Regions from separate parts of the Homo sapiens genome. Here region 2 is linked to region 1. A link is an interaction called in ENCODE POLR2A ChIA-PET data of the cell type or tissue named here. Cell type or tissue: B cell. All regions are shown on one strand.

Region 1 (2,500 bases):
ACACATCTGATAAAGTATTTCCAAAATATACAAAGAACTCTCACACCTCAAGAGTAAGAAAACAACTTAATCAAAACATGGGCAAGATATGAACAGACATTTCATCAAAGAACTGGGATGGCAAATAAATACGTGAAAAGATGCTCACCAGTCATTGGGGAAAAGCAAACGAAAGCCATAAGATACTACTACCTACCTACAAGAATGGGTAAAATTTAAAAATGTGACCATGCCATCTGATGGAAAAGTAGAGTAAATATTACTGTCATGTATTTGTGGAGGGAATGCAAAATGAATACAGCAACTTTGGCAAACTGCTTGGCAGCTTTTTATAAAGTTAAACCTATACTTATCACACAAACCACCAATCTGTGCTTATGCATTTACCTAAGTGAAATAATAATATATGTCCAAACAAAGACCCACAAGCAAACATTTTATAGCCACTTAATTCATCATTGCCAAAAACTGGAAAAGAAATTGTAGTACATCCATATAATGGAGTACTATTCAGCAATAAAAAGTAACAAACTACTAAAACATCAACAACATGGATGACATTCTCAAAAATATTATGCTAAGTGAAGGAAGACGGATATACAGGGTCACGCCTACTGTCTGTATTTATATGGCATTCTAAAAAAGAAACTCCCAAAGCTATATAGACAGAGAAACAGAAATCAGACCAGTGGTTGCCAGAAATGGGGTAGGGAGAAGACTGACTACAAAGGTACAGGAGGGAACCTTAAAGAAACAAAACAAAACAAAACAAAAAACAAAACAAAACAAAACCTGTAAGAGGCAATATGATAAACACTGCTCCTTGTACTACTTTATCTGTGTTAATTACTTTTCTGAATCATATACTCTGGTGCTCGTAAATAATAACAAACATGTACTCATTTCTTACTATGTTCTCACAATATTCTATACCTTTACATGTATTAATTTTTAAGTTATATAAGGAAGGTACAATTATTACTTCCATATTATAGTTGATGGAACAGGCACAGGGTGGGGATTTAAACAACCTCCAGTGACAGAGCTGGAAATCAAACCAAGAGAAAACCAAACCCTGGCAATTATGCTATAGACTTTACTCTCAATCACTCAATCACGATGAAAATGTTTTAATCTCTGTAGAACACAAATCCAAAAGTGTATCCAAAAATGTCTATCAACACCAGCTTGTAACAGTAATAGGGCATCAACAAATAATAATGCTATGACAAAGTACTTATCTTTTAAATTTTAAAAACATGTACCTTTTAAAAGAGTTGGTTTAAAAATAAAAACACTGGGTGAGGAATTAGACAACTTAACATTTATATATTAGAGATTACAAAAAATGTTTTCACCTTTTTATAACTTCATTTGGGCTACAAACAACTTTTCATAGTAGTTAGAACTGTAATTATTTCCACTTTCAATTAGTAATAATGAAATTTTAAATGAATGTCATCATCTATTATAATTCTGTAGGCAAAACGTTTTCTGTATCTTAAGAGAAAACTGAATGAGATTCAAAAGTGTCAATTTGTCAAGAGTCAGAGAGTATTTTATGCCAGAACTCAAACACAAGTGTTCTAATTTTCAAATACTGAATCTATTTCCACCGTAAACCTAATTTATTTAAATATATTGTTTTTAAAAAGAAAACAAAGGAAAAACTCACTAGATAACCTCCCAGTTTCTGGGTGAGAATGTTTTACCATTCCATCCTTCTGTTAATATGATCCTTCAAAGCAATGATATCTATAATTTCTTCTACTAGATTATCAACTTCATATAACCTTGTGTAATCAACACATAAAACAGCACCTGCTCCATATTGTATTCTACAAAAATTTCTGTTGAATTAACAAAACAATATCATGCCACTTAAAAAAAAAGATGTAATGAACAAGCTAATCTTAAAACTTATGAAAATGCAAGGCACCCCATATAGCCAAAGCAATCTTGAAAAAGAACAACAAAGTTGAAGGACTTATGCTTTTGGATTTCAAAACTCATTACAAAGCTACAGTAACCAAAACTGTGCGGTAGTGGCATAAAGACACAACATACAGATGGCAAGGGAATGGAACAGAATTGAGAGTCCAGAAATAAACTCATACATTTATAATCAATTGATTTTTGACAAAAGTGCTAAAACCATTCAACAAAAAAGAGTATTTTTCTTTAACAGTGCTAAGATAAGTGGATATCCACATGCAAAAGAATGAAGTTGGAATTCCTCTCTCACACCATATACAAAAATTAACTCGAAATGGATCAAAGACCTAAGTGGAGGAACTTGACATATAAAATCTTTAGAAGGAAACAGAGGTGTAAGTCTTCATGAGCTTCAATTAGGCCAACAGTTTCCTTAAATATGACACTAAAAGCACAAGCAACAACAACAACAAAAATTAATTAGACTTCATAAAAATTTAAAATTCATGCAAAGGACACTATCCAGAGTGAAAAGGCAATCCACAAATATGCTCAAAAGTAAAGG
Region 2 (2,500 bases), 320 kb before region 1:
CTAGGCCTTAATCTTGTCTATTGTGATGAGAATTCACTAGGTTCTGGCTGGGCACAGTGGCTCACTCCTGTAATCCCAGCACTTTGGGAGGCTGAGGCAGGTGGATCACTTGAGGTCAGGAGTTCGAGAGCAGCCTGGCCAACATGGCGAAACCATGTCTCTACTAAAAATACAAAAATTAGCTGGGTGTGGTAGCGCATGTCTGTAATCTCAGCTACTCAGGAGGCTGAGGCATACGAATCACTTGAACCCGGGAGACGGAGGTTGCAGTGAGCCAAGATTGTGCCACTACACTCCAGCCTGGGTGACAGAACGGGAGTCCGTCTAAAAAAAAAAAAAAAAAAAAAAATCACCAGGTTCCTTGACATAGAGCTCTTTGTGGAATGCCATGTGCTCTTTGACATATTGACAAGTTTGATATCATCGTGTGACTTGAGGACTAGGAAATCACAGCTCATATGTATTTATGCAGAATGTGATCACAAACTCATGCCCCTGAAAAATTAAGCTTTCTATGTAGGCAAGACAGTGATTTTGTTCAGAGTAATTGGTATTTCCTTCATTTATGTTATTAATATTTGACAGACATATTATACTTCCTGTGTGCCAGATACTATTTTAAGCATTTTACAAATAACTTACTTCACCCTCATTGAAGTCCTGTGAGGTAGATACTTCTATTACTCGATTCCTTTGTTGCTTATACTTTTGTTTTATATTCCGGTGGCAGCCTATAGGCAGATGCTTGTAGCTGCCTCCAGTTTAAGAAAAATTCCTTGGAGAAAACCTCAGCTCTGCCTCATAACTGATGCTCTCCTCTCCCAGAAAGTTGGGAAAGTTCCACCTTGATTTGAACTCGCTGGCCAAACACCAGCTATCTCTGTAGACACAGATTTTGACAGGTTCAGACCCAGATTGGAAATGATTTTGATTCAGGTTGCCTTTGAGTCTGTGGAGAGTCAGAGTTTATGGCAATTTCAGCCCGCTCTATCCTCTGTTTGGGATTATGTGTTCCCAGAGAGTAAACTGTGTGGCCCCAGAGTCACCCTAGGAGGATCTGAGTGACCCTGGGTTTTGTGTTTTTACTCTGTGGATGTTGTGGTCACGCTGGATCATGTTGTGTGGAGGCTTGGGAGCATGTGTTGGAGGAACAGTTGAGATTTTAATTTTATTTTTGGTGGCTTTTTTGGTACATCCAACCCTTTCAGGTTAATTAAATGCCAGGTAGAGCTAGCCCACAAGTGGATTTTGTTTTGAAAATGTGCCTGTTTTCCAGGAGCCCTTTGTGGCAGCCTGGTCTGGTTGCCCAGATATCATTTTGGCTTCTTGGTGCCTTAGTGCCTGGGATGAATTGGCCTGCCTGCTGCAGTCTCTTCTCCTCAGCCCTGATATCCGCCAACTGGGTGGCTTTGATGCCTCTGCTGAGGGCTCTGGTTTCCTGCCAGTCTGGGAGGCGTGGGATCTCATGCGTGGGAAAGGTAATCAAGCAATAAAACTAAGCCTGGGTGTGAGAGGTGGATTAAAGTGGGCAAGGAAGAAGCAGGGGAGAGGGAGGGAGCCAGCTGTCCAGAGTGGCCGGAAGAGGCAGAATGTGGGCTCCATCCTGGCTGGGACCTGTCAGCCCTTGTGAGAACTTTTAGGGCGGTAGTATTATAGTTTGGATTTTCCCCATTCATCTTCTCTCCTTCCCCTCTCCTAGGTTTTAGCTGCCCACAGAATCCTTTGAGGAGGTGATTCCTGGAAACCTGTGTTCACTGGATTTAGTAGAAATCCACCTTGACTTCCTGTTGAATATTTGACATGTCCTGACAAGTGTTTCCCTCCCATCCCCGCAACCCCGTCACCCTGCTTTAACAAAAAGCTTCAAAGTTGAGACCCTTTGCTCTGAGGTAGAAGATTTTATATACTCTTATTTTTCAGAAAAGGGCAGAATAATGCAGTAGTTAGGAACACAGCTCTGGGGACAGATTGCCTGGGCTCCTATTGCCTCTGCTGCTGATTGGCTGTTTGACTCTGATGAGAGATCTCTGTGTCTCGGTTTCCTCATCTTTAAAAAGGGCTAATAGCTGAGCATGCTGGCTCATGCCTATAATCCCAGCACTTTGGGAGGCTGAGGTGGGAGGATTGTTTGAGTCCAGGAGTTTGAGACCAGCCTGGGTAACATAGTGGAACCCTGTCTCTACAAAAGAGTTTTTAAAGATTAGCTGGGTGGTGTGGTATGGCCTGTGGTCCCAGCTACTCAGAAGTCTGAGGTGGAAGGTTTGCTTGGGCCTAGGGGGTCAAGGCTGCACAAGCCTTGGTGTTGTGCCACTGTACTCCAATCCGGGCAACATAGTGAGACCTTGTCTAAAAAAAAAAAAAAAACCTAAAAAGCAAAACAAAACAAGGGATTATAATAATGCCTCCATCATAAGGTTAGGGAAATATTAGCAATTATTAGTTTCTCTGCCTTCTCTATTCTCTATAAAGGGTCCTTGAGGTGAAGGCATGAATTTTTGTT

The links. Peaks named below come from ENCODE experiments on the same cell type or tissue, not always from the same donor. Only the 100,000 strongest peaks of a DNase experiment are listed, where the experiment ranks them.
Region 2: POLR2A ChIA-PET joins it to region 1 with 6 read pairs; 2 of 35 experiments call an interaction of 5 or more read pairs at or near these places.

The regions. Positions count from the first base shown.
Region 1 is chr3:31,583,848-31,586,347 of GRCh38, reverse strand. All of the region lies in intron 3 of STT3B (STT3 oligosaccharyltransferase complex catalytic subunit B), which reads right to left. Among named protein-coding and RNA genes, the nearest start is that of STT3B, 52 kb to the right of the region's middle. In B cell, no CTCF peak of the experiment used is centred here; no DNase peak of the experiment used is centred here.
Region 2 is chr3:31,903,195-31,905,694 of GRCh38, reverse strand. All of the region lies in intron 1 of OSBPL10 (oxysterol binding protein like 10), which reads left to right. Among named protein-coding and RNA genes, the nearest start is that of OSBPL10, 77 kb to the left of the region's middle. In B cell, no CTCF peak of the experiment used is centred here; a DNase peak (open chromatin) is centred at 1,444; H3K4me3 peaks cover 1,150 bases; H3K27ac peaks cover 2,067 bases.